Regions from separate parts of the Mus musculus genome. Here region 1 is linked to region 2. The links are chromatin loops, found by intact Hi-C in ENCODE. Cell type or tissue: heart. All regions are shown on one strand. Links, peaks and the distances in the headings refer to the core of each region. The heading gives the core; the rest is flanking DNA. Region 1 overlaps Cacna2d3 (calcium channel, voltage-dependent, alpha2/delta subunit 3). Region 2 overlaps Cacna2d3 (calcium channel, voltage-dependent, alpha2/delta subunit 3).

Region 1 (12,628 bases), core at 3,181-11,180, 120 kb after region 2:
GTCCATCCTCTTACCAACATCTCTCCAGCTTCTTTGACCTTGCACTGAATGAAAAACACACCTTGTGCTGAGGATGCTTTTGCACATCCATAGACTCCATTTACTTTCCTCACTGGCCAGAGCCCACTGAGTGACATCTCCCCTACCTCAGCAGATTTCAACATTCTACTCCTAATTCTGTAAAGCTAGATAGACTGAGATGGGACAATGTGGGGCATCAGGGGGCCCAAGGTAGCAAGGATCTCTTTACTGATGCATACTGCTGATTTTTCAATCTCTTTGTGCTTCAACATCTTCTTCGGTCATTTGTCCAATCAAAACTGACCCTGGGTGAAGCCATCCAGACCCATAGTGCCTGGCAGGAGCTTTCTAATCTATAGTCATCAGGTTATTAGGAAGCTCCCATTATTGGTAGCTATTGTTAACTGAGTCCTTCCTGCTGACCAGACACTAATTCTAAAACTCACAGAACTGTCTTTTGTGTTTCTATTCCTGTACCTACTTGACTGGAGGAAAAACTGAAGCCTTGGACTAAGACTCTTGTCCAAGTAATCAAGGATCTCTTAAACCCAGGCTCCTGGTGCTGGAAAGCTGGTTCAGTGGTTAAGAGTGCTTTCTATTCTTGCAGAGACCTGGGTTTGGTTCTTAGTGTCCTCAGTAGGCAGCTCATAGCCACCTATGACTCCAGCTCTAGATGTTGTGATGCCCTATTCTGGCTTCAAAGGGATTTTTTTCATGCATGTGGTGCACATACCTTTACATACATACAAACACACACACAAGTTCCTAACCTCGGGTACCTAAATCAGAGGATAAACTTATCTTATTACTAATATAAAATTATATATGTTTTTATTTCTTGATTTCTCAAAGAACAAGTTTTAGAAGTCGACTATATCATGGTCTGTGGTTTTACATCCCAATAGCTAGGTCTTCTAGACACTTCCATCCCTGGGATCCAGAACCCATTGGAAGGTGATATTCTGTCCTCACTATCAGGGGAGTGAAGAGATTAATGGTTGAAATGCACTCTGCAAGGCTGGAACATCCCAAAAAAGACTCTCTTCTATCTTAATGGGCTGTGTATTGCCAAGAGTTCCGTGCACATAACCATGCAAGAAGTCAGTGGCACCCACACATAAGGGAGGTCCACAGAGTTCAGACAAGAAGGGTGAGCAACAACAATCTCGCCTTCCCTGCAGAAAGTGGGAAAAGCATGGCCGCTGGTGCTGTTCTGAACAGCCTTTGAACTTGCCACTGCCTGGATTTGTAATCATGAACATCTGGGGAAAATGAAAAGGGCTTGGCAGAGGAAAACTTTAAAAATAATCTTTGTGTGTCCATATGTTAGCTGATTAAGCTGTCATTAAAAATCACATGTATAGATGCTTGACTTAGCACACCCAAAGAAAGGCAAGAAAGGGATGGCAATAGTGGACAGTACCTTTTGTGTTCCCTATCAGATCCTGGGCATCTATGCAGTGACCAGAGACACCGCTCATTACAATGAGATGAATACCATAAAAGGCAAAACCTCCTCTAGGGATATAAAAATTTAGCCCCTGGTCAGCCTCTGGACTGTACCCTGGTACCTGGTTCTCAACACTTTCCTGGAGTCCTTGGGGATCCTCAGCTTGTGTGTTCCATCAAAGCACCTACTTTTCTAGTATCATGTTAAATTAACGCTGGATGCTCATTCCACCCGAGGTCTGTTGCTCTTCCCTCTTAGGAAGAGCCCACTGAAGGAAGCTTTCCCAGGAGATAGAGAGGTAATCGTAGATTGAGTCTTGTGTAATGACAGCCCATTGTCCTGGTGGTGAATTATTGTCCAGGTAAGGACAGAGCTTTCAACTTTCAGAGGCCTGCTCTTCTGAGTCCCTAATTATAAGTTAACTAATCAAGTGTGAAGATGGAAGAGAGTGTGAGACAGGGCAGGTAAATAGCCATTTCTTTACCAAGAAAACATTCAATCAGTACATGAAGGTAGCAGGCACGGAGAGCCCCAGCCACAGATCCCCTTCCTTTCCACATCAGCTCGGGCTCACAGGGAGTCGAGGTTCAAGGGATCAAGCGTGAGGTTCAGAGAGAGAGAACACTGTATAAAGAAGAAGAAAGGCCTTGGGCGTGTATGACCAAAGGTCTCAGAATATGTCCCAGTGTGAGACCCTCATAGGGCTTTGGGAAGAAAGGGCTCTGGAGACACTTTCCAAGAGACTCATGGGAAGAAGTATGGGCTTTCTGAGGGCAGTAGGAGACAGGCTTACACTGCAACCGCCTGGGTTCCAGTTGGGTTAGAAACAGAATCCGTAGTGCCGTGGCTAAAAGACTGATAAAGATTCAGAGCAAGGTAGCCCCCCATTCTATGGGCCATCAGTCAGGGCTGTAGCAAATAAAAGATCTAGGGTTATGCTCAAACCACAGACAGCTCCAAGAAAACTGATACTTTTCCAGGACCTCGACACAATCTTAACCCTTTTGTGCTTTTCTTCCATGGGTGGGCTTTTTCCTGAGACTATGTATTTCACTGGACCACTTAACATATGCTCAACTAACAATTCAAACTGAATTAAATTTGCTCCAGTTGGATGCATGACTTATATGCAGCCCCTTTCCAAAGCAGGACTTGGAAGCTCATTTTCAAGAACTTTCCTTGCTGCAAGGGAGGGTCCAGGGGGGTTCACTTTACTTCACAGTGAAACTTCACGTGTGGGCTGGAGAGATGGCTCAGTGGTTAAGAGCAATGGCTGCTCATCCAGAGGTCCTTGGTTCAATTCCCAGCATCCACATGGAGACTCCAACCATCTATACTGAGATCTGGGCCCTCTGCTGCCTGATGCTCTCTTCTGTTATATAGGCATACACGTATATAGAACACTCACATAAACAAACAGACAAACAAATAAATCTTAAAGAAACCACTTCACTTGCTTGCCCTTATGATATCCTTCTTTGATCATTATTTTTCATGACTGTGAGGCAAGAAACTCAGAGACCACTGGCTTGGATGATTGTGGTGCCTGTTGAACAATGGGGAAGGGAAATGTGTCTGCCATGTTTAGCCAAAGAAAAGGCTTCTGTTTTCTGCTCAAAGCGCCCACAACACCATCATAAGGATGGACATTTACTTTGTAGTCACTTTGTAAAAACACACCACATGTATGGGATACCAAATGGAGTCTTCCGGGGCTTTGGAACTCTAGGGCCTTCTCCGTGGCACACTAGAGTGGGTGTGTCAAGGACACAGGCTCGGGATCAGATAGCCTGATGTGTACCTTTGGACTGTGTCGGTTTGAAAGAAAATGGCTCCCACAGGCAGTGGCACTATTATGAGATGTGGTCTTGTTGGGGTAGATGGGGCTCTGTTTGAGGAGGTGTGTCAGGCCTCTGAGGGTGGGCTTTGAGGTTTTAGATGCTCAAGCCCGACTCAGTGTAGCTCACTTGCTCTTCCTGCTGCCTGCTAATCCAGATGTAGAACTCTCAGCTCCTTCTATCTACAGCACCATGTGTGCCTATAGACTACCATGCTTTCTACCATGAAGTAAACCTCTGAACTGTAAGCCAGCTCCAGTTAAATGTTGTCCTTTATAAGAGTTGCATGGTTATGGCATTTCTTCCCAGCAATAGGAATGCTAACTAAGACAGCCTGTGACATAAGTTCTCTGCCTCAGGTTCCTCAACTGCAAAATAGGGATAATTCTTGATGGGACTGTAATGAACTCATCATTACACTGAGGGAGGGACTGTACACAAGAAAAGTTCCTTATTTGGTATCTATTGTGACTTATATGAGCCTTTTCTATTTATAGAAATAATCATGTTCACTGTGGAAAATTCAGCAACAACTAAAATGTAACAGGAATAAAACTGAAAACCATTCTTAATTCCTTCAGCCATCTCTAGGAATTTCAGCCCTGAAACCATATTCACACAAACAATAAAAACAGACTCATCAAGTTGTATCTATATGTATTTGTGCATACACGTGCTCATTCACATATACCCACACACTCACTCAAATATATATATATATATATATATATATATATATATATATATGTATATATATATATACATATCACTCAAATATATACATATACATATACATATACATATACATATACATATACATATACATATACATATACATATACATATACAATATTATATGTAGTATCCAAAGAAAAAGGGGCTATCACATTGAGAGTTGGACCAAATATGGGAAGGTTGGAGGGAGGATGATTAGGAGGGGCAGGAAGAAGGAAAGGAAGGAGGAAAAATAAAAATTAAAAGAAAATTAAGACACTTTTTGTTTCCCTGGAGATGATCCTCCCTGGTTACACAGACATTGCTGACACACAGGCCACCTAAATATCTGTCTTTTCACAATAATTGGCATGATATTTGATACTATGGTGACATCGGAAGTCACGAGCACACTTCTCTGTGTGCTCTGCCTTTCTCTTGTGTGTGTTTGTATGTGTGTTTGTATAGGTACATGTATGTACATGTAGTTGTATGCACAAGTGGTTGTACATGTGTATGTGTACACATGTGAGAGGTGAGGGCCAGAGTTTAAAGTTGGATTTTATCCCTCAGAAAAGGATCTCTTGCTGGGCCCCATCAGAGGAGATCAGGCCCCTCCTCCCCAGTACTGAGATTTCAACTGGAATTGCACCATTCATGGCCAGCTTTCTACAGGGGTTCTGGGGATCAACCTCAGCTGCCCCCCCCCCCCATTTGCACAGCAAGCACTTCACCAATGAACATCCTTTCAGCCCCTTTATTTTATTCTTGGCCAGACTATTTTGCAAAAAATTTAAGTGACATATGTGATACTGTGTCATTTTTGGAAGTATGCAGCAGGGTCTATGCTATAAACGTGCTCATTAAATTATACACGAGCCTTGCTGTCCATGGGAAGTAGGATGCTCCAGTCAGTTTCTCTGCATCCAGGCAGGCTTTGCTTATGTGGCCCAGAAAGCTCTGCTTCCACAGTCCTTTACCCACATTGTCCTGAACCCTGTCCTTAGTCACTTAGTTGCAAACTTCTGCATTAGCACATTGGTATGTGGGCCTCTGTGCATTCCTCATAAGAGAATGTGTTACACAGATTTTCAAAATTCTCCAATAGTTCCTTTGGGCCCAGATCCACAGGAGAGATGGTGACTTAAGTTTTCCTATGTCAAGCACATTGATATTAAAAGAACTAATGCCTTGGGCTTCTTGCCACAGAGAACCAGACAAAAAATAGCCAGAGGCCAATTTGAATATGAAGAATATGGTAAATATGAGAGTAGACACCTAGAACCCAGCCCTGTAAGTTAGATGACAATGAAATGCATGCTTGGAATCTGATACTTGAAACTCCACCCATAAAGGAAAATGAGATAAGGAGACAAAAATCATTTCAGAACCATGAATAGCAAAAGGAGATGTCCTCCTCACCACACACACACACACACACACACACACACACACACACAGGACTAGCAGGAGCACTGAGGATAATAAGAGGGAAATGGGACTTGGGAAGTATGGGTTAGTATGACCAAGTCTTCCATCCTAGGTGATTACAATAGAAAAGATGAAAAATCCTGCCTATGGTAAATACCAACACTTCTAAGAAAGAAGCAGAGAGCATCCTTTGAGGTCAAAACAGCATGGGAAACGGTGACCATAGAAGAGAAAGCGAGCAGAAGCTACTCAAAGGACCAGGGTAGGAATCAGCACTGTGATCCCAGAGGGAGGGCCCATTTCCAGCATCCTCACATAGTCACACGGTGGTATAAGCACTTTTATTTTTTATTTTTTATCTTTCATTCAACCAGTATGTTCAATCCTCAAAGCATCTGCAAGGACAACCTATGAGGGGAAGCAGTAATTGCCACACACCAGAGACAGACAGTCTCCACACAGGTGAGATTTGAGTCCTGGCATTGTAGCTGTCCACAATGGTGCAGGGGTTGGGAAGAGCACATGAGCTGCAGATGACCCTAAAAACCCACCAGGATCCTGGTCACAGTGCTTGAGGAAGAGAAGACAGCAAACTCTTCTTGGTCATTGACTCTCCATGATGTCAAAGCAGTGGCAGATAGGAAAAGAAGAGTGGATGAGGCAGTAGTTTTTATTGAATGACAATTTTATTTTGTCTGAGCTTGGGTTTAACCAGACAGAACTAGGTAAAATTTCTGTAATAGATATGGCTTTTGCATTTTATAGACAAGGGAGAAAAACCTGAGCTTTCTGCTAGCTAAGGCCATTCACATTGCAGAGGCTATGAAAATGAAGAAAGCAGCAACAAGGGAGTTAGGACGCCAGCCCTGTTTCTATAAAGCAAGAGGAGATAGTCTGGGATGTCAAATGGCTTCCTGTGACATCCCGTGGGACAGGTAGAAGCACAGGACAGGGGACTGGGAGTGGAGGTAGCAGTGGGGCTGGGAGGCTGACCACACATGGGGAAATTGAGCCCTCACACTCCTCTGCTACTCTTTGGTGACAAGAGTTGTGTCCACGTAGACCTAACAAGTTCATTCTATCCATCTGGGAGCCTGTCTTATTGGCCTGTAGATGGCATGTCTTTGTAGTTACTGGGTCTCCTGTTGCCCAGCAACAGGATTCTCTGAAGATGGTAAGGCAAGTCCTGACAATTATACTGGGGATGAAGTGGAATGAATCAGCTGTAGAGGAATCCAGAGCCTGCTGGGTACAGGCTCAGCAGACTAGCAGGAGGAGCTATACAACTCCAACCATAAGGGAAGGGTCAGTTGTCTTCACAGCCCTCTGCTGTCCTCTGGCCTATCTTTTATGGTCAGTATTGTCCTTGACAATGAGGGCTGCAAAGGGTCACTTACCACATCATCCCGGTCTTCCCACTCGACTTCAGAGAGATCCACACTACTGTAGTTGGGTTTCCTCCGTTTTTTTCCTTCTTCATACTAGCATAGGGAAGAGGAGAAAGTCAGACAAATGGTCGTAAAGTTATCAACCTGGGCATCTTTATCCTCCTAGGGCCTGCTTGCTGAGTGTGAGCTGTGAGGAAACATCAGGTACCTGAGATCAGCCCTGTGGGTGGCAATATAAGGACTTTAACGTCAGCCCTGGCTATTCGCCTTTCTTCCGATTTGGAGACTATAAAGGTCAATTCTTTGCTTGGCATACATTTGTCTAGAGAATTCCTTGACTCTAAAATGTCAGGTGCAAAGAATATTTATCTCACCCTCGGAAGGAATATGTGAAGGGTGAGCAGACCCATCTCTCTTCAAAAGCTAATGTGCGCAGCCCTTTATGTCAGAGGAAAGAGCTTCCTACATATATTTATCAAATCTTGTCCTTTCCCCTAAGCTTCATAAACTTCCCATCTCAAACCTCCTCCAGACTTCTCAGCTGAGAAACAAAATATTGGTCTCCACAGTTGGACTCTGGCTCAGCATCCTGAGTACATGTTGCAGACTCACAGACCTCCCGTTTGCTACTGGCCCTGGCAGTGCTGAGCTAAACACAGCTCCTTCACCTGCAGTAGATGTGAGTATTGGGAATCGCTGCCAGATTTAATGGCCATTAGGGCATTTCTCTGGAAAAGCTGATGAGTGCATTAATAACTGGGGAGTGCTTTCACTTTTTCCCCCTAAATCACCGGTGTTAGTCAACCAGCAAGTGTACCATTTTATCGACCGGACATTCTTGTGTCTGGATATTTGTGTGTCTTAAGGCCCTTACTGCTGCTTACTGGGGTGTTTATAAGGTAGGAAAGTCTGCCCTCTGCTGCAGGCTAAGGATAAGCAAACACTTCACAAGTTCATAGTATACTGACATATATACATAGTTGTACATATATACAAGACACACACGCATAGAGGTGTACCCATTTTCTTTTCTCTTCTTTGACTCAGTCCTGTTTTGATTAAACAATGAATCTAAGAGAGATGCAAGGTCAGTCTAAATATTTTAAGACCTCAAATTGTCACTTTAGACATTGATTGGTGATTGCAGACACAGTTGCTGAAGGTACCCCAGACACAAAGGAGAAACCTTTGCCACTTTAGAATCAAACAAATTTGAAATGGCCATCAGTGCAATCAAGGAGACTGTGGCCGGCCAGGAGGGGTGGTTCTTACATCATTGTGGTACCAAACGATGCCAAATGTTGCTCCTATACGCTTTATTCCCTGCCAACTTCACTGTGGGGATCCTGCACCATCTCTAGAAAGTCTCCCCCTCCCCCTGCACCACCACCACCCAAGAAGGCTACCCTGCCTGCCTTCAAAAGGGCTTGTTGTCAACCGGGCCGACACTCTCGTCTATGAGGTTTCCAGTTAACAAGACATTCACCATTCACAGTCACTTTTATGACATCAGATCCACTCCAGATGAAGAGGAAGGAAAGTGGTTCTCTCGGAAGCCACTGTAAACGATAGCAGATTAGCAGTTGGATCGTGTTAGGGAAAGTTCCTGTGTGCATAGAAGCTGGGCGAGCCAGCCTTGCTAAAAGCAAAAGGAATGGGAAGGAAGGAAGGATGGGGGCAGGGGGGGGGGGCTTGGGTCTGAGCCATAGGCAGGAGACACAGGGGAGGTATATAGAGTATTAGGACTCTGGACCTTCCTTGTGGGAAGATAGTCTGACAGCCCTTCTGAACCTCAGATAAAGAGGCCATTGGCTTCCAAGCCTATTTTAGTAGGAACCATTCTCAAAAACTCCAGGCAGCCCAGAACTTGAACTTCAAAAGCATACTATCACAGATTGTTGGTCTGCCTGTTGATGGGTCAGAACCATTCTTCTGTTTTGCTTTGGAAGAAGGAGTTCATCTTTTGGTCACTTCACAATGTTCCTTTATTTAATTACTCAGAACACACACACACACATACACACACACACACACACACACACACCATGTATACACACACACACTGAATACCTTGACAGTATAAGGCATTTGGGGGCTATGGTGATGGTGAAGTTCTCGCCATGCAAGTTCAGATCCCCAAGATTCATGTAAAAGGGAGATGCAGTGTATTGGTACTGGGTATGGGGACAGAGGCTGGCAGATCATTGGAGCTCATTGATCAGCCAGTCTTGCCACCAATGAACACCAGATTCTATAAGATACCCTGCCTTTAAAAATGAATAGAGAATTACTGAGAAAGATACCAAGATACCGGACATAGACATCTGGCTTCAGGACATACATGTACACACATGCACTCAGATCTGCATGTTCACATGCAAATACCCATGACAAATACATACATGTACCACACACATGCAAAGTGTAAAACAGTAAAGACAGATAGTTAAGCATCACCCCTCTCTTCCCACAAACTTACTTAGAGTACCCCTCCCTTATTTTTGCTTCTATCATTGCACATCCCACTGTCCCATAGTTAGGAAGATGGGCTCTGACAAGCTAAGTAACACATGCAATAGCAAAATCAAATAAGATCATATAGCCAGCACTGGGAAGGATACCTCACCACCTGCTAAACCCTGCCTTAATTTCTGTATGAGCCTCGTGTTATTTCAGCTTTTGTTAAATTTAAACTGACTCTAAGGTCCTAAATACCAAACACATCTTTATCCTCAAAATATGCCCAGGATTTTGTCAGAAAAAAAAAAGAGTACAGAGGCACTACCATTGCCCACCTCACCCTGGATGTCTGGTGCTAAGCAAACCACTGACCTGCTTCAGCACTTCCCACCAAGCTGTAAAGTAGGGGTAATAGAACTTGCCAGGACAGGCAGGCTAAGTCCTTCTCCCCCCTTGGCAGCTCATCCCAGGCAGAACAGGAGTGCTTGACCCAGGAAGACCTGACTCTGTGCAGACTTGAGCACTCCCCAATTCCTCAAAAGGAAGGAGACTTCAATAATGCTGTCACTGTCACAGGCAGGAAGTGTTTGCTGAATATGTTGGTGTCACACAAGGATGACCAATTGTCCCCCTCTGCTATGTACAAGTTGGGAGTCTAGACACTTGACAGAGATATCCATGTTTGTGTTAAGGTACTCAGCTCTGCTGAGGTAACATTTACAAGAGAGAAATCTGTTTAAACTCCTTGACTTTTTTTTTCTTTGTTGGAGATAGGGTTCCACACAATCCAAGTGGAACTTGAATTTGTTATGTAGTTGAGGATGGCATTGAACTTCTGATCTGCCTGCCTCTACATTCCAAGCGCTGCAAATGCAGACTTGCACCATTATGGACAGCTTAAGTGTGTCTGGGGATTGAACCTAGGGTTTTGTACATTGTAGGCAAGCATCCTACCATGGGAGTTACATCTGCATCCTCTCATGTATGCCACATCTCTAACCGTTCATTTTCTTTTATCACCACTCAAGGGACCTAGGCCAATATACATCATTCCAGAATGCAGGAATTAGTTCAGAGATGGGGACATAACCTACAACAATGCAAAAGAAACGCAAAAGACTCCATCTGGGATGCTTTCTTGGATTGCCCCGGAAAAGGTAGTTCCCTACGTACAGGCACTGCTAATGTTATGAGATGTGAGCTTGGAGCTTGGAGCACCTCATGGCCACCTTGACCCCTAGTTTAAGTCAACCTGGAAATGAAGCCCCTTGTGGGAAAGCAGTGGAAATGGAATAGGATAGCTCTGGACCACACTGTGCCTGAAATGAGAATCCTGGAGATATATGTATACCTAGACCACACCGTACCTGACATCTTTGCCCTCTTGGATGTGTCAATGTATGCTTCCCAAATTGATCCCTTTCCTTTTAGAGACAGGGTATCCTGTTAGTCCTGGCTAGTCCAGAACTATGTAGACTGGATTGTCTTCCAACTCACACAGATGTACCTGCCTGCCTCCCAAGGCCTGGCATTAGTGGTCTGTACCACCACATCAGCCCATACCACATACTTCTCTTGAAAATAATCTTACCTGGAGTTCCAAGCATCAGGTGATCAGACTGTATACATCGAATGCCTTCCCTTCTCTTTATACATGAACAGCTTGTAAAGATCATTTACTTATTATATCTATGTGTCTCTGTGTGTATGTACATGCCTGTCTGGATTTATGTGCCCCATATGTGTACAGGAGCACACAGAGGCTAGAAGAGAGTGTGGGGTCTCCTGAAACTAGAGTGAGAGGCAGTTGTAAGCTGCCTGATGTGAGTGCTGTCAATAAAACCCGGGTCTCTGCAAGAGCAGTAAGCACTTTTAACCACTGAGCCATCTCTCTAGCAAAATGCACTCCTTTAAAAAAATACATTTTATGTGAAACATTTACAGACTTCATAACTTTAATGATTATTTGGGAACATCTGATTTATAAAATGCCTTGCCACCTACTGAGTGCACTTCTGTGCTTAAGCAGAGCTCAGCTCTACATACTTTCCCTCCATGCCTCCTCCAAGGAACAGTATAATAGTTAAGCTCTGAGACTGGCTCTCCCCTCCCCCATGCAGCCTCTGTGTGGGACAAATCCCAGGCCTGGCTCTCCAACTTCCTTTCCTTGTTCCTCATTCGTAAGGAGCCCATTACAGTGCCAGGCACCGTATATGGCAATTGTTAGCATATCTATAATCTGTAACTTCCTTTGAAAATGTGATTAACGAATCACAAATGGTTTCCAAAGGTTTATGAACACAGTCTCAGAGCCACAGGTAGGCCTGCAGCTTTTGGTGCCTGTTTTACGAAAAAAAAAATGTACAGGAGAATTTAATAAGGAAAGATATTGTGTGCTATGAAATACTTTGAGGTGGAGTTTCAAATAAAGGCCAGATGTGGTGAGCACACAAACAAGCCAGTGGCTGGAACGATGGAACAAGAAGACACCCCTCTTTGGAACAAGTAAGAACTCCCCAAGGGCTGGCTTGAAGTGCAGTTTTTAATGGTCTGGATAGAACCATCTTCTGTGTTACCTGCAAACTGGCTTTGGAAGCACAATGAGATAGGTCAAGGTATGGCCATTCTGACTTAAAGAAAAATGACAATGGCTTTGCTTCTTCATTCTGTGGGTCTTTTTGGGAAAAGCCCAAGGGCACTACCCACACATATACTTGTGATCTTTGTGCAACAAATATGGTAGGGACCTAATTGATTAGGTGTTCATGCTGCTATAGGCTACCAAAACAAACAAGCAAATAAACAAAAACCAAAGGAAAGAAGGAAAGAAGGAAAGAAGGAAGGAAGGAAGGAAGGAAGGAAGGAAGGAAGGAAGGAAGGAAGGAAGGAAATGGGGAAGAAGACACCATACCAAGGACAGTATCTTCTAGGTGAGGGCATGGTCAACCCAGAGCCAGTCACCCAGAAGGATGTTTCTCTCACCAGGCAGGCACGACCTTCCCCTGCTAAAGACCTCTCTCTCTTCCCCTTTTCCCCCACTCCATCTTCTCCCCTGGCCCACAAGGCTAAAGAGACTGTTTCCAAAGGGACACAGGCATTTCTCTCCTATGGACAATCATCTATTCAGCCCACCTTCTGATGGGTTCCAAATGGGTCTCAGTTCCTGTGCCAGGCACAATGAGTCTTAGGAAGACCCAGAAGAACTGCTGCAGGGGGATCAGTGTCAACCTTCAAGTTCTTGGTCTCAGCTCACTATTCATGGCTCAGACTCCTTCAGAGTAGGCTGTTGGAGGGCAGCTAAAAGCTAGGGACTGGGAGCTAGACTT
Region 2 (12,628 bases), core at 2,512-10,511:
GGTTCCAGGGTCTGTTTCAGTTTCTGGGCTGCAGGGAAAAAAGGGAAGAAAATAATGAAAGCTTGGTGTTCCGGCTCACAGCCATGCCTGGCAAACCACCCATCTCAGATGCAGTTCTCCTTTAAGAAGCTCTGCGATTTTTCTAGGCACAGCACAATGCATTATTTTCTAATTAGTTCAGTGATTTCATCTGCCAAGCAACTCTGTAAGCTATAATTCCTGAAGCAGTTGTGTTGGCTTCATCAGCTATCATTTATACATCACAAGAATTCGACTTTCTGGGTCAACTTCAGCCAAAGGGTCTCTGACCTCAGACACACAGAAACTTAGCAGCAATACATATGGGAATCTGAACACACACATAAAAATGTAAGCTGCATCATGTTACCATACGATTGAGGGCAAGACAAATGTCATGATACAATTGCATAGTTCTATTATTTAAAGAAAATTGCACTGTGAATGTATTTGTATAGTAAAATACATAATATCTTTGAAGTATAGCATAGACCCAACCTTATTATTATGGAGGTTCTAAGTCAAGAAGACTCTGTGTCAGTTTAAATAATGGGGATATGAGAATGAGTGCAGAGTAGGCAATCTATATAGGCTGGAGGTAATTAGTTTAGATAACTTTTGCCTAGTAGTTGGGATCTAAACTCTAAGTCTCAATATTCTTATTTGCACTGAAGGAAGTGAGCCAAGCTGTTTTCAGAGGTTGATGGGAGAAGTGAGTAAAACACTGTTGAGTACTGAGTACAAGGGCTTAGTACATAGTGTTAAGTGTTGGATTAATTATAACAGTGATAACAGTAACAAAACGGCACACGTGTCCTTGGCGTTGCAACTTTAAATGATGCCAATTAGCACATGGTTAAGTGCATAGGCTCCTATGGAAGGGAAGTCTGGAGGACAGACCCCCCACTCTGCTTCTTCTAGATAGTCCTCAGCATACTCCTCTACAAAGTAGGGGTGCTGGCGGCTCAGGCACTCTGCACTGACGAGTTGTAGGTCTACTAATTTATACCTGTACTGTGGCTATCTTCAGATTCCCCACAATCACCAGTTTTTGTTTTGTTTTGGCTGATGTAGGCATGGAATTCAGCTTGTCTATAAAATTTACATTTGTAATTCTAAAATGTGATATATAGAATATAGGTTATGCTCCAGGTACATATGGATGAATGTCAGAACCAGGGCAAATTGTCTTCCTGGGATTCTGTGGGATCTAAGAGGATCCATGAGACCAACATTTGCAAAATAACTAATTGTGAACAGTCGGATAATTATTAGGGCATCTTTTGATGAGTATGAAGTGTCCTTCCTTATCTTTTTTAAAAATCTATATTCCAAATGCAAGGGCACCCACATTCATAAAAGAAACTTTACTAAACTTCAAAGCACACATTGCACCTCATACAATAACAGTGGGAGACTTCAACATCCCACTCTTAGCAATGGGCAGATCATGGAAACAGAAACTAAACAGAGACACAGTGAAACTAACAGAAGTTATGAAACAAATGGATCTAACAGATATTTATAGAACATTTCATCCTAAAGCAAAAGAATATACCTTCTTCTCAGCACCTCACGGTACCTTCTCCAAAATTGACCATATAATAGGTCGTGAATCAGGCCTCAACAGATACAAGAAAATTGAAATAATCCCATGCATTTTATCAGATCACCACAGACTAAACACCACATACACACAGAACAAACACAACAAAAACAACAGAAAGCCCACATACACACAGAAGCTGAACAACACCCTACTTAATGATAACTTGGCCAAGGAAGAAATAAAGAAATTAAAGACTTTTTAGAATTTAATGAAAATGAAGCCACAACATACCCAAACTTATGGGATACAATGAAAGCAGTGCTAAGAGGAAAACTCATAGCTCTGAGCGACTCCAAAAAGAAACTGGAGAGAGCATACACTAGCAGCTTAACAGCACACCTGAAAGCTCTAGAACAAAAAGAAGTATATACACCCAAGAGGAGTAGACAGCAGGAAATAATCAAACTCAGGGTTGAAATCAACCAAGTAGAAACAAAACGAACTATACAAAGAATCAACAAAACCAGGAGCTGGTTTTTTGAGAAAAATCTCTCTCTCTCTCTCTCTCTCTCTCTCTCTCTCTCTCTCTCTCTCTCTCGTGCTCTCTCTTGCGTGCTCTCTCTTTCTCTCTCTCTTTCTCGCGCTCTCTCTCTCACGCCCTCGCCTCTCTCTCTCTCTCTCTCTCTCTCTCTCTCTCTCTCTCTCTCTCCCTCGTTCCTTCTTTCTAACAGGAGTGAAACTGAAAAAGGAAACTTCAGTTAAGAAAATGTCTCCATCAGATTGACGAGTAGGCAAAAGATCACTGAGTATTTTCTTGTGATTTACGTTGCAAGTGCCATCCCTGAATAGCTGCAATAAGAAATCAGTCTGCACAAGATAGTCATTCTATTCCTTCATGACCTCTTCTTCAGTGCCTGCCTCCAAGTTCATGTTTGATTTCCCATCCTGACTACCTTTCATAATATACTGTAAGATATAAGATGAAATAAACTCTTTTTTCTCCAAGAAAAAAAAATTATTAGGGCATCCATAAGCTGTGTCCAATGCATTTACATTCTAGTACAACTGTGTCTAACATATGTGTTTTTCCACTGAGGAAACTATTTGGAGTTATAGTATCCTGGAATATGCTTTTTTATTTAAAATAAAATAATTCAGAGTCTAGTTCAGCTTTTTTTCACTAGAACAAGTGACTTAACTGACCTAAGGTCACCTTACAGGGCTAGACTGAGGAGGGAACATTAATGTACACACTGCTTTTCAGGAGAAATATCTCTCTCTCTCTCTCTCTCTCTCTCTCTCTCTCCCTCTCTCTCTCTCTCTCTCACACACACACACACACACACACACACACACACACACACACACACAGAGACACACACACACACCCAGACACACACACACACAGGACAAATGCTCTTCACTTCTGAGCAATGTCTCCATCTCTCCATCATCTCCCCTTGGACAGTGTTTTTGTTTGTTTGGTTTGGTTTTTTTGTTTGTTTTTCTAAGCATACTCAACAGATAAAGCAAATAGGAGAAATTCAGTCGCTAGCAAATGGGAGAAATTCAGTCGCTCGCAACAAACTGCTTGTCCCTGAGGGAGAAGGGGAGAAGTTGTTCCCTTCCCAGGCCCAGAACTTCCTCGGTGCCTCTGTCTTGTAAAGCGCAGAAGCACCTTTTCCTGAGAGTAGGCAACTTTCCTTGGGCCCTTTGGGTCACCTCGCTTTCCCCTTCCTCTTACCTGGAGGTGGGGCCATCTGGATATAGTTTGGCAACACATCTTATTTTCACAGTTCTTCACAATTAATTTTCTCTGCCTGGCAAGTGATTCTAATGTCCAATTTAGGCAGCTTCCTTTTCTTATATTTAAATTATCTGAATCTCAAAAGGCTCTTTTTTAAATGAAATAAAGATTAAATACACAACAGTGTAGACTATAAGCCGATGAGGCACACACATGTAAGCATCATGTAAAACCTGCTAACAAACAACTCAGTTTGTTAAAGAACTGCTGTGTGCCAGGCACTGTTCTGCTTGGTACACGTGAATTTATTTAACAACAACAACAAGAAAAATGACAAGATTAAGAAATGAACTAGGAGGTAGAAACTTTTTTCTTTTAAAAAATCTCTGTTTCCTAGAGTAGGTGGAAGGGAGGAGACTGAATTAAATTGTCCAAAGTCACCCAGGGAGTAGGTAGTAGAGACAACTTTTGGCTTGGGCTTTTTTTTTTTTTTTTTTTTTTTTTTTTTGCTCCAGCATAAAAATGCTTCATGGCTTTGTGAAGTCAGGCCAATGGCACAAAGTGAGAGGTCTTTGAGGCAGGTTGGGGGAGGCAGCACACACACATGATTCAAATAAGCCCGATAATTTCACCATCTCTAACTCTAATTGTCCAGACCCTATTATAATGGAATGGGTCCAAAATGTCCATGGCAAAGCTCATTTGGCTCTGATCCTCTCTGGAGATGAAATCCTTTTCCTTGGACAATTGTAGGGTACTCGTGCTGATAGAGTGATAACTGTTGACTCTATTTACAGCATGACTGTAGACAGGCTGGAAGTTGCAATTTTACGAATTATCCCACAAAGCCATAGCCACATTTACTCTAACTAACCTGGACCTTTCTGTCTGGAGCACATGGAAAACACCGTCCATATCTGCCAGCCAGTACTGTTTATCTTTGGAATTTCAAACCAATAACCAAAGCTGCCAGCAATCTACTTACTGAGTTCTGTTTTAAGTCTGGGTACTTAAACCTGATCTAACAAAGGTAAGGGTATTCAAAGATGCTGATGCTGGCCTAGGTCACTTCTTCTCCCAGAAGAGACAGATGTGGCTCAGAATCTGGACATAGTCTGCCTTAAGTTCTACAAAGAATGGTTTGTCATAATCTTATGTATTTAAATATGGATTGACTGCTATGCTGGGGATGGAATCCAAGACATGCTCTATACTAGGCATGTGCTCTACACTATGTGGTACCCTTCTACCATCTCAGTTTACTTAACTAAGCCCTTTCAGCAGCATGTCGGGATGTGCTTTCACGTAGAGCCACAGTGCATCTGTGAACAGAACCTTCATTACCACACAATAAGCAAAGCTCTGCTACTGCATAATTTGGCAGACAAAGACACAAAAATCTGTGAAAGTAAGATGCCTGCTCAAAGGCATGCAGCTGTGAGTGTGCACCTGGACAGTCTCACCCCGGAGCCACACTTGCAGATACTCTGATCTGTCTCCCATTCCAGTTACAGGGGTGTCTGAAGCTGAAGTCACCATGACCCACCACTCGCTCCCCAGAGAGCATTCAAGGGGACATGAACACAATCAGATTGCTTGAATTTCCCCTTAGCAACAAATGTCCCTGATGAGAATAACCGGCTTGGGTTCACAGTAATTAAGGGCAGGCAATCGGGAATGGATAGATTTGCCATTTGAATAGCTTCCCTCTCCTTTTGTCCTGTGGATACATCCCCATCCATAACAGGGTGCCAGCAAGCTCCATTCTCTTTGTGAAATTTCACCCAAATGAGACCTTTGTGGTAATCAAGTAGAAGCGGGCTTCCACAGTCCCCCTCATCAAGGAAATGAGGCAGATAAACAGTATAATTATGGATTCCATTTTTAGCTAAAACAAAGACGTATGTCTCAGCTCAGAGTCTTTATCTAGTGAGAGAATGGTAAATTTAGAATGAATTGCAAGTCAAGATGGTTCTAAGACCGTTCCTCCCCTGCACGAAATTCAAGATTTACACAGACTTTTAACAAAATGTTCTCACAACAGCATCCCCTGGATGAATTCACATACACACATCCATTTCAGCATCTTCATATACAATGTAGCAAAAATCATATTAATGCCCAGTAAAGTAGGTGGCAGTGGGCTGAGTAAGACAGTTCCCATGCAGGAATCCACATCATGCTCAAAGAAAGTCAGCTGAGGCGCTGGCTGGTGCTCTCTCTCTCTCTCTCTCTCTCTCTCTCTCTCTCCCTCTCTCCCTCCCTCCCTCCCTCCCTCCCTCTCTCTTTCTGCTTCTATCTTCTTACCTATCTACATGTCTTGTGTCTTCAGAGAGATCTGGTGATATGTAATACCAGTGGCTACCTTTCAGCTAAGGTGGAGGAAGGAGTTTGAAGGGGATCTACGAAAGTTTCCCAGCACTCTGGTATTATGCTCTATGCCAGCATACCCTTGGTAGCAACATAAAGGACCAGCTTTTCTTAGCTTTCCTTATAATCTGTGTGATGAAGGTGTCACAGTCTAGAGCAGTGATTCTTAACTTTCCGAATACTGAGACCCTTTAATACATGTTATGGTAGCCCCCAACTGTAATATTATTCTGTTAGTAGTTCATAACTGTAATTATGCTATTGCTATGAATCATATTGTAAGTTATTTGTTATACAGGAAATCTGATACGTGACCTCAAAAAGGGGTTGAGAGCTACAGGTTGAGAACTGGTGGTCTATCTAGAGTAAAGGGACATCTGGAAATTATCTTTGAGGTGGGGTGTAAGAAGACTCTCAAGGCAGAGCATTATAATTTTCATCCATGTTGGGGCAGCCTGTGAAGAAATAGGGGATGTAATGCTCAGAGTGGGAACCTTCTAGAGTGTCTACAGAATTCATGCCACTGTGCCCTGATCTGTGCCCTCCATCATGGCCAGGACTTCTCGATGCTGGCACTACTTGCTCAGCTATCCATTTGTTGTAGGTGCTGTCATGAGTGTTGTAGAATGTCTAGCAGCATGTTGGTCTCTACCCACTAGATGCCAGTAGCAAGCTATGACAATCAAAACTGTCCCCAGATATTGCAGTGACTGCTGGGAGACAGAGCTTCCCTTCAGTTAAACAGTACAGCTCCAGACAAAGCAAGGATCACAGTAATGGGCTCTTAAAATATAGAAAGGAAAGGAAAGGAAAGGAAAGGAAAGGAAAGGAAAGGAAAGGAAAGGGAAAGGGAAAGGGAAAGGGAAAGGGAAAGGGAAAGGGAAAGGGAAAGGGAAAGGGAAAGGGAAAGGGAAAGGGAAAGGGAAAGGGAAAGGGAAAGGGAAAGGGAAAGGGAAAGGGAAAGGGAAAGGGAAAGGAAAGAAATTGTTAAGTCTTTGGACTAGCATAGATGTTTGAGATGACAGGACAAGGTGAGAATGGGAGCTCTGGCAGTGGAATTGACATAAAGATGGCCTTTCTTGAGGACTGAAGATGCAGCTCAGTTGGTAGACTATTTGTCTGCCATTCAGGAAGATGTACTCCTCAGCATTGAATAAAAAAGCCAACAAACATCCCAGCACGGGAGAGGAGGATATAGATTCAGGAGGATCAAAAGTTTGGGATCATTCTCAGCTGTACAGAAAAACTACTGAGAGAAAACTGTCCTCAACTGTGAAGAGGAATGCCAAGATAAAAATTAACCACCAAAAGATGATGCATCTACTACCCTCAGCACAAAGCTTACTCTTAAGAAATAGTTAACCCCACCCCGCAAAGCATGAGCACACACTTTTACACTAGACTCATGCACATGTGTTCAGTGCCCTCTTCAAACCTGTACCATATCTAATGAACCTTTACTAGGCACCAGGGAAGTCAGAGGTTCCCAGACCTGCCTGCACAGGTAGGGTCCAACTTGCCAGCTAACAGCCACTGCAGAGGCAGCACAACCTCATTTAAACAGAGTGGGTCCTTGTTCCCAGTTACCGGCACCATAGAAAGATGGTGTAGAGAGGCTAATCAAGTTGTAACCTGGGCCCTCAAGCCATACTGATTTACTTTTGCTCCATCCCACCTTTTAAAAAATACAGTGTGAATAATATCAACAAAAGCAAATTCATACCAGAGGTAATATTTCTTTAGTGGATATAATAGTCTTTTTTGCTGTCGCTATGAGTTGTAGTTTGTTCTGTCTACTAATTTCCTATTCTTCATGTGGATTTCTGACTGTATCCCTATCACTAGTCTTTTGTCTTGGATTTTGTTTATCATTTTATATATTTTTATGGTAAAGAGTATGAATCTTGCTTTGTGGCTCAGGCTAATCTCCTCTTCCTAAACTCACAGCAATCTCCCGCCTCAGCTTTCTGAGTAGCTGAGGGGCCTACATGCATGAGTCCTTGCATCTGGCTATCTAAGCATACCAATATTTTATAAATTTAATTAAAAATTTTGCAGTACCGGTATAATAGACCTTTTGGTGGGTGAATTAGAATCTTAAACTGTTCACATTAAGAGATATTTAAGAAGTCATTATTTGGCATTGTGAGTGACTTGTCAACCTTCTTACCAATCTCTGTTACTCACTTACGTTGAATTTCTAGACTAGGATAATAAACATGCTCTACCAGTATCTGTTACAATTAATTAATTAATTAATTAATTAATTAATTATAGTAGCATCTTAGGTCCCATTTACTCTTGTAATCAGGCAATATGACTTATAACACACATATATACACACACAGAGAGACAGAGAAAGAGTCCGAGAGACTGAATACAGAAAGACAGAGACACTGTGCTAATTATAGAGAAAGTGAGCCTTGGTGAGATCGATTCATTTGCTAAAGTTAAGCCTAACTTTAGATATACTGCAGACTTGGGCCTTTGAGAGTATTCATTACCCAGCACTCAGATCATTAACTCATGTGTCTGCAGCTGTGCAGACAAAGCTAGAGTGCTGATCCACTCTTCCAGCCTGGCCAGGGGTGGTGGCTTGTCTGCATCTCTTGGCCTTTCATGTTGCCTGTCAGCTTTCTGAAGGTTTCAAACCCTGACAAAGGGTGGCTCCTCTGCCCCTGCTGAGGAAACAGGTCAAAGTGAACTTGGCCTGAAAGGATCTGTACCATTCTGTGTCCCAGTGCATGTGGCATAGGCTTCGCAGAGAGAGGCTCCCTCTCTGCTGACAGAGCTGAAGAACTGTCACATCGTCCTACATGGTTAATTTAACGCAAGCCAGTGGATCCCTGATGAAGAGCATCAGAGACCTGGGATTCATCACTCACACTAAGAAACAGAAACCCCAGTCACTACCTACCTTTAGCTGTCATGTCGGAGTGCCACCAACTGCACAGGTTAAACTCCACCAGGAACCTAAAGAAATGGTGGAAAAGCCCAGGGTTACGAGATCAGCTAAGCCTGGGTAGAGCAGTACTGTTTTATGTCATTGTGCTGCCCCTCCCTGTTTGAAATAAACAACATTACACTTTGTCGGACATCGCTGTGGCTAGTTGAGACTCCACTGAATTGCCACTAGGTTTCAGCTCACTTGGAAAGAAGCTGTTTTACCTTCCATGGCCTGGGTTCACAGTGTCCTAGTTGAGATGGATTCCTGGTTTGAGAAATGTCTGCAGTTTGGTCAGAGTCAGCCTCTAGGCATTCACCTATATTTACTCCTCTTCTAGCCTAGGTTATTTCATAATAAATAGCCAATTTCTAAAGGGCCTTTTGCCTTATTTCAGAACTTCAAAACAGAACGTTCTTCTTGGTCAGAACCATGCTCTGCAGCAATATAGGAGGAGTTCAGCAAACTTGTAGCAAAAATCAAGCCATAACCTAACTTCAGAACAACCAGAATTTCTCAGTTGCTAGTGAAGGATGCAAACAAAGGTGATATAATCACCTTCTAAGTCAATGGCGATAGATTAAAAAAAAATGTTTTAGGTATGCACTTTTCAGACCCATGGTTACTATCCCTAACAGCTACTTCTCCACAAAGATCCTACCACAAAGATCCTACCACTAGCCTTAATGTATTTTCCATCTCTCTTTTGCACTTGTTTGTCTTTGGTTGTATAAGCATTGTTATATTAATATAGATTTATACTAAATTTATATGTATATGTGTATATACACATATTTATGTATATATATGTATATATACAAACATGTATGTATATGTGTGTATATCTACATCTACATCCATATATGATATATTATATATAGAAATATATATATACACATTTATATACTTATACATATATATATATATATTAATTATCGCAATGTCCATTCATCAAATGGCAAGGGGTTTGCCTTACATCTACAGCACTAGCTCCTGGCTGGGAGAAAGAGAGTGACACTTTGGCGTTCTGGTGAACATTCTACTCATGGAATTCTCCTCTTTCCTGGGATACACTGTCGCTGCGATGTATCATCTCATCTGGAGGCCAGAGTTTCCATCTTTGTCACATTTCAAGTCTGACCTAAGTCACGAAGTCTCCCGGGATCCTCAATTTGATAAGGTAAACTTACTAACTCATACCTAGGAAGAACCCCTAGCTCTCTCTGTAGCCCCTGTAAGCCTGGCTCCTGCCCAAGCCAAGACATCAGAGCAACAGTGGACAGCTTAGCTGTGTGTTCTCCTGACCACAGCCCACCCAGGCAGCATTAAGACAGCCAGGCATCCGTGTTAAATTTAACAGTAACCACAATAAATAGATTTGGCTTGTGTATCCTAAGCTGTTAGTCTGCTCAAGGATGACAGGGAGGTTTGCAGAGTGCTTGCGAATGGCCAACACTAAAACAAGATAACTTTGTAGTCTCGGAGTTCAGTACTTTGAGGTGTTCCATGGATCTAAGGTCAGAGAGAACAGGAAGTGCCAACTCCCCATTCACTTTATCAGAGAAACAGGATCAGGAGACTTGTTGAAAAGAACGTAGCAGATGGTACTTACAAGACAAGTTCCGTCATTATCCACTTGGCTGCAGAGAGAAAGGCCTTATAGGGCTGGAGGGAAGAATTCGCCCCGTTAAAACAATGAATTACATAAGATGTTTGTAGTTTGACTTAAGGTTTTTACATAGAGACAATGTTATTCTTTTAGAGAGATGGATATCATGTTAAAAACCAGGGAGGGTCTAGCTAAAGGAAGAAAATGCTTAGATACTGTATCCCAAAACTAACATCTTAAAACTTTGAACTCCCCTGTAGTGAGATGTGATTTACAAGTAAAATAAACATGATCTAATACAAGGGTTATCACTGGGAGGAAGGAGGAAGTTCAGCAAACGATGCTTAAACCTTTACCCTCTAGGGGCTAATATTTCACAGCCTGGTGCTGAGGGGCTGGAATCATGTAACTAATTTCAAATGGTAATTCGCACGGCTCCCCTTTGGAAAGGTGACTCACAGTTCTCCATCACTGTGCATCGTTCATTGAGAGACGCACAAATTGAACACACTTGATTTTAATGCCTTCCATGAATTATGTAGGATTTGGGCTGCCCTTTCTCGCACTTACATATTTGGACTTGAAAAAATGATAACCATATGGACATGTGATTTTATCCCCTCAGAAAATCCCCTGCATGCTATAAAAGAAGGCATTGACAGCCTAATCTTTATTTCAGAATATTTTAATTAAAAAAAGCAGTTGGATTGTTTACTCTGTGATATTTCCTATGTGGATAATTCAATTTCCTGAATTCTGGAAAATACCATGTCCTCCTCAGTTGGCTCTTTGTGCCTAGGTATGCCAGATATGTAAGTGGTGTGCAGATTTGCAAGGCAGACGATGGCACTGGCAGAGAGCTGGGCTCCAGACGGCAGGTCCAGAAAACCCTCAGCACCTTTTGTGGCTGCCATTAGGAAAAAGCATGCCAGATCTTGGTTTCTGAGGCGACAGCTGCCTAATCCTCCTCTCTGAGCATTTTAATTATAAGAACCAGAACTGGGAATGGAGGAATTATCCAGTTTTGAATAAAACAAGAATAAATTTATAGTGCCCTAAACATTGCTGAAAGGTTCCTGTCTCAAGCAGAGAGCAACATAAACAAACAAACAAACGAAACCCATTGGGCTTATTCCCAGCCCACCCTGCTTTGCAAGGCTGTATATTTTTTTATTTGATTTGAGTAAGGCTTTCAACATCAACATCGAGTGAATCCCTGAACCAGGGGACCCTCTTTCTCCATGTTTAGGGTTAGAGAAAGATACTAACTTCAACAATTTCTTAAAACCAAATGCCTCAAATCGCCATGCTCTGCTCATTAGGTGTTATGACATTAAAACCATCACTTCCCTGGAGCCCCAGAAAGAGCCAAGGAGTTAGACCACGGCTGATTCTGCATCTGTGTTCCCGCTGAAATGAGTGGCTGAGGTAGACCTAAGAGGAATCCCAAGGCTGTGTAGCTTGGCACTGGCTCACAAGAGGCCAGGAAAAAGGAACTCAGGCAGAGCCTGCTAGACCCAGACTCTAAGGATATCTGAGCAAACAAAGGGATTATGCAAATAGGGATTAAGGTTGTAAGTGGAAACAATCGCTGGGGACTCAAGGGGTCATTGAGCTTTTTAAAAGGGATGGAGGAAACCTGTCTTGGGAAGATTTCAAATCTGGAAATAAGTCACACTAAGTGCAGGGAAGCCAGTTTGGAAACAAAAAGCCCGGATTCCAAGTGATGTTTCCTCTCAAGTTTCCATTAAGCAGTGTTTTCTATAAAGTCCAACTTCTCAGCTGCCTCTCAGAAACTTTGTATCTCAGACTCTTTCTGGCTCACTGTGTGTAGAAGAATCATGTTAAACATGTAGCTCTTAGATAGCATCCTGCTAAGGTCTCAGGTCTCACAGAGGCTGCTAAGTTCACCAAGATGACTTTGAAATCTTGTCCTTAAATGAACATTTTGGATGGCTTTTAGTATTCCCAAAATCATATTTCAAGGGTTACGTTTGAATACATCTGTGGGCTATCTTGAGGTCTACCTTAAAGGAGAAAAATATTCTGAGTTTTCAGGTAATTGATATTTTCTGTACACTGCAAATTACATTTTAAAACTGACAATTGTTGGTTTCTGACAGGCTGGAGCTCGTTTCTAAGGACACAGCACTGTATGCCTTGACCCTAGGTTGTAATATCCCCCCTCACTGGAAGCAGCTCCCAGGCAGAAAGCACTGAGAAGAGCAGAGGAACCCACCTGTTCACTTGGCTGGAGAGCACTATTACAAGCCAAAAGGAAGATATTTTCCTGTGTGTGCGTGCATGTGTATGTGTGTAGTACTCAGTTGTGTGTGTACCTGTGGATTCAGAGGTGGGAGGTAAATGACAGATGTCTCTTCCTCTGTTGCA

What was found. Hi-C counts contacts between places; a loop is a spot of excess contacts. Peaks named below come from ENCODE experiments on the same cell type or tissue, not always from the same donor. Only the 100,000 strongest peaks of a DNase experiment are listed, where the experiment ranks them.
Region 1: a loop joins it to region 2, with 10 times the contacts of the local background. A loop is called at or near these places in 9 of 42 quality-filtered maps.

Annotation. Positions count from the first base shown.
Region 1 is chr14:29,066,206-29,078,833 of GRCm38, forward strand. Cacna2d3 (calcium channel, voltage-dependent, alpha2/delta subunit 3) reads right to left here. Exons shown (of 38, transcript NM_009785.1): 18 at 6,852-6,935. Among named protein-coding and RNA genes, the nearest start is that of Lrtm1, 54 kb to the left of the region's middle. In heart, for the core only: a CTCF peak has its summit at 7,766 (motif pointing left); no DNase peak of the experiment used is centred there; H3K27me3 peaks cover 1,257 bases.
Region 2 is chr14:28,943,641-28,956,268 of GRCm38, forward strand. It overlaps Cacna2d3 (calcium channel, voltage-dependent, alpha2/delta subunit 3), which reads right to left. Exons shown (of 38, transcript NM_009785.1): 33 at 10,241-10,293; 34 at 8,602-8,657; 35 at 1-28. Among named protein-coding and RNA genes, the nearest start is that of Lrtm1, 68 kb to the right of the region's middle. In heart, for the core only: a CTCF peak has its summit at 6,342; no DNase peak of the experiment used is centred there.